Linked DNA regions of Homo sapiens: region 2 is linked to region 1. A link is an interaction called in ENCODE POLR2A ChIA-PET data of the cell type or tissue named here. Cell type or tissue: B cell. All regions are shown on one strand. Each heading gives the region's core, and the rest is flanking DNA. Links, peaks and the distances in the headings are about the cores only.

The links. Peaks named below come from ENCODE experiments on the same cell type or tissue, not always from the same donor. Only the 100,000 strongest peaks of a DNase experiment are listed, where the experiment ranks them.
Region 2: POLR2A ChIA-PET joins it to region 1 with 11 read pairs; 8 of 35 experiments call an interaction of 5 or more read pairs at or near these places.

What each region holds. Positions count from the first base shown.
Region 1 is chr12:64,742,846-64,748,232 of GRCh38, reverse strand. It overlaps GNS (glucosamine (N-acetyl)-6-sulfatase), which reads left to right. Exons shown (of 14, transcript NM_002076.4): 3 at 315-521; 4 at 2,509-2,574; 5 at 3,326-3,424; 6 at 4,925-5,092. Among named protein-coding and RNA genes, the nearest start is that of GNS, 14 kb to the left of the region's middle. In B cell, for the core only: no CTCF peak of the experiment used is centred there; no DNase peak of the experiment used is centred there.
Region 2 is chr12:64,651,814-64,657,200 of GRCh38, reverse strand. All of the region lies in intron 1 of RASSF3 (Ras association domain family member 3), which reads right to left. Among named protein-coding and RNA genes, the nearest start is that of MIR548Z, 32 kb to the right of the region's middle. RefSeq lists a silencer at 4,679-4,856. In B cell, for the core only: no CTCF peak of the experiment used is centred there; no DNase peak of the experiment used is centred there; H3K27ac peaks cover 2,016 bases.

The sequences.
Region 1 (5,387 bases), core at 213-5,212:
GAGAGCTCGCCTCAAAAGAAAAAAAAAAACAACTATCTCTGCGGCAGATGAGACTAGAATTACTGTTATCCTGCAGAAAGAAGCCACTTGAGAAAGAAATCCGTTCTCAGTTTGTTCTGTCTGCTTTAATGTCTCCACTATGATTTAAAGCAGCCCTGAAGCATGTCATGTGTAGAAAAAAATATATATATTCCATGAGAAACTACATATTTGAAGTTAGAGTATTAAGGAGCTTTTCTTTACTCTCTTTAACAATGATGAGAAGTCCATCTTTCTTGTGTGACTTTGTCGTTTTTGCTTCCTTTCCTTTGTAGTATGTGCCAAGTGCTCTCTGCTGCCCCAGCAGAGCCAGTATCCTGACAGGAAAGTACCCACATAATCATCACGTTGTGAACAACACTCTGGAGGGGAACTGCAGTAGTAAGTCCTGGCAGAAGATCCAAGAACCAAATACTTTCCCAGCAATTCTCAGATCAATGTGTGGTTATCAGACCTTTTTTGCAGGGAAATATTTAAATGAGGTATGTTGAATGATCTGTTTCTTTTTTTATAATGGCTTTTAAAATGTGAATATAATTCATGTTAATTTTATTATTTCAATTAATGTTAAAGGATTTCTTGGTATACGTTGTTTTCTGTGAATCTGCCCATTAAACAAGTACCCATATCATGTAAATATGTTCATATAAGTACACATGTACATATTTACATGATTTGGGTAAGAACTTGTGTATTTATATGATATGGGCACTTGTTCTTCCTTTCAGTAGTCCCAGGAGCATGTATTTAAAAATTGTCCTAAGAGTGCTGCTGTCTGATGCGTCTTCCCTTTTTCCTCAGGAATTCTGTTTGTCATGTGGCTGTCATGGTATCTTTGTTTCCATTCCTTGTTATCAGTATCTAACTGAAGATATTTTTCGTCTTAGAATCTTTCCTCAGATTTCTTAGAATCTTTTCTGAATTATAACAACTTAATGCTTAATTCATTTTCTGATGTGAAACATGGCAACAAAATGTGCAGAGATTAGTTACCCAGAGTCAGGGTCGTGCAGGTCATTAAAGTGTATGGCCAGCAGCTGGTACACCAGCCTTGTAGACCTGGATGGAGGGATACCTCGTGGTGACCTGTCAAGGCTGGATTCCATGTGCCCACATTCACACATTGGCCTTAGCTTTTACCCAAAGTCCAAGCTTAAAGGAAATAGTATGTTCGAGAATGTTTGGGGTTAGCTCTTACAGTTAAAGTGGGGGTTCAAGACAGAGAAAATGTACTTATGCTCTTTATCTGTAGTTGCTAGAGATCTTAATATCTGATCTGGATTTTCTGTTAATTCTCCCCTCCCCCCAATAATTGGGGAAATCTGCAACCTTGTGAGTTTACAGGAAGATGAGTCAGTTTGAAAAGGATCATGAGAAATAGGAACTGTGGATACTGGATCATTTGGTTGGGGCTATGGGTCATAAAGAGAGCTTACACTACTTTGCATATTTGAAGGTCATCTGATGTGTATATAAAATTAAGAGAGATCGTTAAAGTATAAAGATTTTGTTTTCAGGGATTAAATTCTGCCTTAAGTGGATGGCATTAAACCTTGTAAGGATAAAGTGGGATAATTCTGTGGTTTCTTTATTTTATTCATCTCATCAGATAAATCGAGCTCTAAAAGTGGGTTTCATCTGCAGGGCAACTGAAATACAGATTATCCCTTATCCAAAATGCTTGGGAGCAGAAGTATTTTGCGTTTCAGATTTTTTGGATTTTGAAATATTTGCATGATACTTACTGGTTGAACAGTCCAAATCTGAAAATCTGAAGTGCTCCAGTGAACATTTCCTTTGAGTGTCGTGTTGGCACTCAAAAAGTTTTGGATTTTCAGATTTGGGATGTTCAACTTATAATAAGTCAATAGCTTATAGTCTGATTATTTGAACTGCTTAGGGTCAGTTGGACTATTCAGTCTATGGTATCAGCAGCTCAGCATTCACCCCATGAATAGGCTGTGTGGGGTAGGCTGTGTGGACTTTTTCTGTAGTGGGTCAGATAGTAAACATTTCAGGCCTTGCAGGCCATATGTCTCTGTTGCTACTATTCAGCTCTGCCACTGTAGCGTGAAAGCAGCCACAGACACTGCACTATGTAAATGAATGTGGCTGTGTTCCAATAAAACTCTTTATCGCTGTTAAAATTTGAATTTTATGTAATTGTCACATTTCACAAAATATTCTTATTTTGATTAACTTTTATATTTTAAAATTGTTAAATTCTTAGCTTGCTGTTCATACAAAAGTCATCAGGCCAGATTTGGCTCACTGGCTGTAGTTTGCCAACTCCTGCTTTAGAAGTTCCTAGGATTATTAGCGTTTATTTTTGACTAGTGTCTATTTGGGGAAATTAGGTACCTACTATGTTTCAGGCACTGGTCTAAAAAGATTGTAAAATTTCCTGTTTCTTTCTGGTCTGGTCATATCTAAGGACTTGTAATTGTCCCTACTTGTTTTGCTTTTCAGTACGGAGCCCCAGATGCAGGTGGACTAGAACACGTTCCTCTGGGTTGGAGTTACTGGTATGCCTTGGTGAGTGATTATTGAAGTCTGTGACAATTTTATGCAGCCCTACAGATGCAGAATATGTTTAATTTAGCTCTGATATTGACATAACTTTATTTGCTTTTACAATTAGTCATTTTAAAAACCTTAAAATTTATTGACTTGTGGCCAGGTGTAGTGGCTCACGCCTAGAATCCCAACACTTTGGGAGGCAGAGACAGGAGGATCTCTTGAGTTCAGGAGTTCGAGACCAGCCTGGGCAAAATGGCGAGACCCCATTTCAACAAAAAATTTTAAAATTAGCTGGGTGTGGTGGCGTGTGCCTGTAGTCCCAGCTACTCGGGAGGCTGAGGTAAGAAGATCACTTGAGCCCAGGAATTTGAGGCTGCAGTGAGCTGTGATTGTGCCACTGCATTCCAGTCTGGGCAACAAAGAGAGACTCTGTCTCTTTAAAAAAAAAAAAAAAAAAAAAAAAAAAAAAGTCTATTGACTTGTGAGTCACTCCTTTCTGGGATGTTTTTCCTGCATTGTACAAGGTTTAGCAAAGTAGTTTGCTTTTCTACCTGATCTACTTCTGGCTTTTAAACTAGAATGCATAATTGAAACTATGCTTGTCTTTAATAAAACCCTAGTCAAAAAATCCAATTCAGTATTGACTTGAGTAATTATCTTTTTAATGTCTTATCACTGCTCAGAGTAGAGTTTAGCCCAGCACGGATTCAGACTTCCACTTTGTGCACTGACCTCATAACAAATTTGACTTTCCTCTTTTTAATAGGAAAAGAATTCTAAGTATTATAATTACACCCTGTCTATCAATGGGAAGGCACGGAAGCATGGTGAAAACTATAGTGTGGACTACCTGACAGATGTTTTGGTGAGTTGCAGAAGCTTTGTAGCTCTGTCCTTACAGGGTTGGCTCACATTTGATTGAAGACTCTGCCTAGAAAACCTATAATCTTATTCGTTTGTGTTGGGTAATATAAATGCACAGTAACTTGGTCTAACTGCCCAAGAGTATTTCCAGCTGATTACAAACTCCTCAGGGTGTTTTCTTTGTGTATAAGCCAGGCTCAGATCTAATGCTCTTGAAATTCCAGCAACAAATCCCTTTTCCAAAGGTTAATCTCTTCGACTACAGAGATTACTTTGTAGAGGTTTTACTTTGTAAGTGTACCTACTCTTGACCCCGGTTTTACTCACAAGCTACAAGATGTCAGCTTCACAGGCCCCATTATGAGGATGGAGAGATAGGGATACTGGATTTATTTGGGCATTGGGTATTTACATATAAAAATTACTGAAAGCAGGTGAAATTGGGACTTTCCTATTCTGAGGCGTTTCTAATGACAGTCTTCAATAGTATTATATATTCACTCAATAGTTGAGCACCTAGTGTAGCCAGTGTTCAACAGTAAATGAAGCAAAGTCCCTGATTCTGTGGAAGTTAATTTTATTTACACACACAAACACACACAGTCTTACGTGTTGCATCATTAGCTGGTGATCAGTTCGAGAAATAAGTTAGGGTATGAGGTTACTTAGATAACATTTAAGCAGAAACCTGAAGTAGGTGAGAATGAGCTGTGCAGATCAGGGGGAAGAGTGCTACAGAGTCAGGGAATAGTAAGTAGGAGGGCCCTGAGGCAGGAGTATACCTGGCATATTTGAGAAACCACAAGGAAGCTGACAGGACTGGAGTGAAAGGTGGATGGAGGGATTATAGGAGATAGATACAGTCAGTATCTGTTGAGTTAGTGTTGGGAATACATGAAACTACTTCAGAACAATGAAAAACAACATGTATGTAGCATGCTTTCATTTTCATAAAGTATCTCCTGATAAGCAAAGGCAAAACTTAAGTCCATGTATTAAAACCCTAGTGGAATGTATTTGAATCTAATATTATTCACTTAGCTACTTCAGTGCATAATTTATGACATCTACTTTCTACATATTTTCATAAGGTTAAGGTAACTTAATCTACCTTTCCCACTGTTTTAAGTTGACTGTCTTTTTACATTCTTTAAGGCATCACATGTAGATACCATAATCTCCATTAGTGTAAGTTAATAGTAAAATATCCAAGTTACTGTTTCCTTCTTTGTGGGAGACATGATTTCTAGGTCATAAAAAGTCATCAAGATCTTAATTGCCTTCTTATGTTGGTATGCTTCTCAGTTTTTAAAGTATTGCCTAAAAAACAAATATATTTGTTCCAACAATATGCTTGCAAATGGCTATGACATAAGATCATGTGCTAAGATTGCTTAAAAGCTAGTAAGACCCTGTACTGTCTGCTCACCAGAAGACATTTATCTATTAAATACTCATCTGTTGGGTAAGGTAGGAGATGACAAATCTTTTTATGTGTCAGGCTAATGTCTCCTTGGACTTTCTGGACTACAAGTCCAACTTTGAGCCCTTCTTCATGATGATCGCCACTCCAGCGCCTCATTCGCCTTGGACAGCTGCACCTCAGTACCAGAAGGCTTTCCAGAATGTCTTTGCACCAAGAAACAAGAACTTCAACATCCATGGAACGGTAGCTTCCCCCACCACTTGTATTCAGCCATACTAAGTATCATTAACTATATGGTATACTTGTCAGGAAGCCTTTGAGCCATGTAGTGGGTTTTTCTTCACAATATTTTAAAGGTAATTGCATCTGTCCCTAGTACAACCAATAGTATAAACTTGCATTGCAAGTACAGATAAAGTTCCTGCTACACATCCAGTGAGCAGCTGGAGAGTTGACAGGGAATGGTAAAGAATGCCATCTTTCCCAATTTACAGGAATATCACTCAGGCTCTCCTGGTAACCTCTGTGCTGACTCTCC
Region 2 (5,387 bases), core at 172-5,171, 91 kb after region 1:
AACTCTACTAAAAATACAAAAATTAGCCAGACGTGGTGGCGTGGGCCTGTAGTCCCAGCTACAAGGGAGGTTGAGGCAGGAGAAAATCGCTTGAACCTGGTTGATGGAGGCTGTAGTGAGCCAAGATAGCACCATTGCACTCCAGCCTGGGCGACAGAGTAAGACTCTGTCTGAAAAAAAAAAAAAAAAGAAACTATACTATTAAACACTGACTCCCTATTTCCCTGTGACTACCATTCTACTTTGTCTCTATGAATGTGGCTACTCTAGGCACTTCATGCAATTGTAATCATACAGTATTTGTCCTTTTAGTGACTGGCTTATTTCATGTAATGTCCTCAAGATTCATCCACATTATTCCATGTCAGAATTTTTCTCTTACTTTAGACTGCTACTTTAATGACAGCCTAAAATGGTCCACAAATTAAGGGACCAACATCAGGAAATCCCAGATATTCCATCAGACGGGCAGGCCCATTTCTCTGGTAGGTTTTTGCCTGATGGGGCTTCAGCCTGGTGTGATTTTTTTTATCTCTGAGTTTATAGACTCAGGCTTGTGTAAACAACTTTCACTGCACAAAGTCAGGGCCACTCAGCATTTCCCCACCACCAGAAGATAAGAGTGTTTGATGTTCTTTATCTTTCACTGCAACTGCTTTGGGAGATCTGGAGAACAGAAAAAGGTAGAGAATCACAACTTTGGAATCTTTTCAGCACTGCAAATTCATTAACAGCATTTTTTAAGCATCACTGAGATATAACTCACATAACATAAAATTCACCCATAAGTATACAATTAAATGGTTTTACTATATTCACAAAGTTGCACAACCATCTCTATTTTCATCAACCCACAAAGAAACCCCAGGCCCACTAGTAGTCACAGCCCCATAGCCCACTCCTGCCCAATAATATGTTTTTAAGCTTTATAATCTAGCTGACAAATATTCATATACTCCTACATGTCCCACAGTACATAGCAAGTACTTAAGAGTCCAATAAACACATCCACTACTATCAAATGCATATATACATATATCACAAATAATCTAAAAAATAATTCTTTCTAGTAAACCTCATGTTCAGAAATTTTGTTATTAGGCATATCCCAATTAACCTGAGATCCAAGTTAGGGGAATAAAAAGGATTTATAATTTTTTTTTTTTTTTTTTCTGAGACAAAGTCTCACTCTGTTGCCCAAGCTGGAGTACAGTGGCACTGTGTCAGCTCACTGCAACCTCCATCTCCTGGGTTTAAGCAATTTTCCTGCCTTAGCCTCCCAAGTAGCCAGGATTACAGGCACCCACAATCACGCCCGGCTAATTTTCATATTTTTAGTAGAGACAGGGTTTCACCATGTTAGCCAGGCTGGTCTCGAACTCCTGACCTCACGTGATCCGCCCGCCTCGGCCTCCCAAAGTGCTGGAATTACAGGCGTGAGCTACTGCACCCGGCCCAAATTTATGATATTTTTAAGACTAGATGTATGCTCCTGAAATGGTAGCATTTTTTTTGTTTGTTTTGGTTTTTATCTTATACAATTAAAACAATTTAAAAGAAGTAACAGTGACTAAGATATGCATTTCAAGACCAGGCATGGTGGTTCACACCTGTAATCCCAATAATTTGGGAGGCCGAGGCAGGAGGATCACTTAAGGCCAGGAGTTTGAGACAGCCTGGGCAACATACTGAGACCCTGTCTCTATTTTTTGAAAAAAAGGAAAAAAAAATATATATGTATGTTATGCATTTCAGGAGAGGGCTCTCCTTTAGGACATCAGGGCTCTTCTTGCTGTCTCATGGGCAAACTATGTCTGTACACCTGCTTTACGCAGATTCCTGCCTCTCTCTTATCAAAGAAACCATGTACAGACGATTACACAACACTTCGTTATGTGTATTTTTGAAAATCCTGATGTTGCATCCTCTTAAATGAAGCAATGAAGACACAGTATATCACAGGCCTTCAAAAAGGTAAATTATTTACTTATCATCACAGACAGCTAAATACTAAACTAAAAACTGATGAGCATTACATGGATTTAAAACTTCTACAGATCTATAACAGTGCAGCTTAGAGGAAAACCTGTACTTCCTCCATAAAGCAGTTTTGAATTAAAGCTCTCCCCTTGCACTCACTCCACTTTGGAGCTGATTTGTCTTGGGATACGTACTGGTGTAATGAGTTCTTGATAGTCAGTAAATCACAGCATACATGCAAGGAACAAAGGAGAAAATGAAATCATTTACTTGGAGATGAGAGAAGTCAACTTTATCAGTGAATTCATTCTATTTTATTTTATTTTACATTGTATTTTATTTTATTTATTTTATTTTGACAGAGTCTCGTTCCGTCAACCCAGGCTGGAGTGCAGTGGCATGATCTCGGCTCACTGCAACTTCCGCCTCCCAGGTTCAAGGGATCCTCATGCCAAGGCCTCCTGAGTAGCTGGGATTACAGGTGTGTGCCACCACACGTGGCTAATTTTTGTATTTTTAGTAGAGATGAGGTTTCACCATGTTGGCCAGGCTGGCTTCCCCCCACCCCCCCCCCCCCGCAAAGAAACACGGTCTCACTATATTGCCCAAGCTGGTCTCAAACCCCTGGGTTCAAGCGATCCACCCACCTCAGCCTCCCAAAATGCTGAGATTGCAGGCAGAAGCCACCGTGCCCAGCCACGGTGAATTAGTTCTAAGTGGAATACAGAGTTTTAACTAAAATTTGGCAGATTATGGGGCCGGGGCAGTGGTTCATGCCTTTAAACCTAGCACTTTGGGAGGCCAAGGCGGGCGGATCACTTGAGGTCAGGAGTTCGAGACCAGCCTGGACAACATGGCAAAACCCCATCTGTACTAAAAATAGCAAAAGAAAAAAAAAATTAGCTGGGCGTGGTGGTGCATGCCTGTAATCCCAGCTACTCAGGAGGCTGAGGCAGAAGAATCTCTTGAACCTAGGAGACAGAGGTTGCAGTGAGCCGAGATTGCACCACTGCATTCCAGCCTGGGTGACAGAGCAAGACTCTGTCTCAAAAAAATAAAAATAAAAATTAGTCAGATTATGGGCAAGATTACTGTGCCAAAGTAGAAATGACTCTTCTCAGTGCTACCAAATTAATTCTAGTCAGAATCAGAGTGGGGAGAACAGAGGAAAAACTGGCAAACTGACACTGAAGCAACATCATCCTTTTCCAAACCAGACTTGCCTGTGCCCCATGGAGAAGGGGATCCACTAACAGCCCACCACCAACCCGGTGATTCTTGAGGGCCAGCCTCCAAGCTGGGTCCCATGGCCACCATCCCGCAGGCAGTGCTCTCTAGATACACTACTGGAGAGCTGTTAAAGACACCGTTAAGGGCTGAGCGCAGTGGCCCACGCTGTAATCCCAGCACTTTGGGAGGCCAAGGCAGGAGAATTGCTAAGGCCCAAGAATTCAAGACCAGCCTAAGCAACACGGTAAGATTCCATCTCTACAGAAAATTTTAATTGACATGGGAGTGCCAGCTACTAGGGAAGCTGAGGCAGGAGGATCACTTGGGCCCAGGAGGTGAAGGCTGCTCCAATGAGCCATGTTTGCGCCAATGCACTCCAGCCTGGGTAACAAGGCAAGACTCAGTCTCAAAAAAAAAAAAAGATACTGCTGAATATTGATTTGTGTCCTCCCAAAAATCATATGTTGAAGTCCTAACTCCCAATAACTCAGAATGTGATCTTCTCTGGAGACAGGGTCTTTATAGAGGTCATCAAGTTAAAATGTTAAGGCTATCAGCATGGTTCCTAATGCAATATAACTGATGTCCCTAAGAAAAGGGGATATTAGGCCAGGTGTGATGGGTCAGTCATGCCTGTAATCCCAGCATTTTGGGAGGCTGAAGTGGGAGGATTACTTGAGGTCAGGAATTTGAGACCAGCCAGGGCAATACAGTGAGATCCCCATCTCCACAAAAATTTTAAAACATAAAAAAATTAGCAAGGCCTGGTGGCACATGCCTATAGTCCCAGCTACCTCAGGAGGCTGAGGCAGGAAGATCAGTTGAGCCTGGAAGATCAAGGCTGCAACGATTCATGATCACACCACTGTACTCCAACCTGGGTGACACAGTGAGACCCTATCTCAAAAGAGAAGGGGAAATTCGGACACAGACATGTACAGAGAGAAGATGACGTAAAGATACTGGGTGAAGACAATCATGTATAAACCAATGAGAGAGGCCTGGGACAGATCCTTCCCTCCTAACCCTCAGAAGGAAGCCACCCTGCCAACATCTTAATCCAGAACTTATAGCCCCCAGAGCTGTGAGACAACACATTTCTGTTGTTTAAGCTGCCTTGTTTGTGGTGCTTTGTCAAGGCAAACTAACACAGACAAGATTTTACATGTAAATAGAATTATACTGCAAATCATATACTGAAACAAAATCAACATTTCCCAAGTTCCACATAATTAGAAAATAATAAGAGTGTGATTACTGCAGTAACCACTACATAATTCCATCATATATTCAAGGAACTCTCTTAGAAGCAAGATGAAGCAAAAAACAACACTGAATTAAGAGCAAGAATCCTCATTCATCTCTGGATTGGACACTCCCAGAGTGTGCTCAAGCACCAGCTGAACAATTAAATTAACCCATCTGTTTCCTCTACAGGATGGAAACAATGTCTATAAAATCACAGTCCTCGAGCCAAGCCTGGTCCAAGCTACTCAGGAGGCTGAGGCATGAGGCTCTCTGGAGTTTGAGGTCAGCCTGGACAACAACAGTCTAAGTAAGAAAGAGGAGGGGGGGAGGGGGAGGGGGAGAAAAAAACACCTTTGCAGTCCTCAGACGTGTTTAAAAAAAAAGCCCAAACACCTGCGATGGCCATGAAGAAAGCACTGTGCTACAGAACACACTGAAAGATACAGAAAGTTTATCAATGAACATTGTCTTTAAAGCAAAATTAAGTATAATATCTATTAAGAAGATTACATTATTCAAGCAATGTAAAACTACAATGTTAATTTTGCCATTAGAACCTCAGCCCTCTAATTTAGAGCCAAAATACCATCCTTCCTCATCTCTATTCAACAAGGAAATAACCAATATATTGCAAAATATGGTAATCTATTATAACACCTTAACACCAACTAGTCTGTTGTAAATTTCAAAATTATTGCCTTAGCACGTCTAATAATTCCAAATAAGAATATCTAGTAATTAATACATAAGAGTCACCAAGCCTACAATTAAACATTAAATGGAGCTGGGCGAGGTGGCTCATGTCTGTTATCCCAGCACTTTGGGAGGCCAAGGCAGGAGGATTGCTTGAGCCCAGTCTGAGAACAGCCTGGGCAACATGGTGAAACCCCATGTCTACAGAAAAATGCAAGAATTAGCCAGGTGTGGTG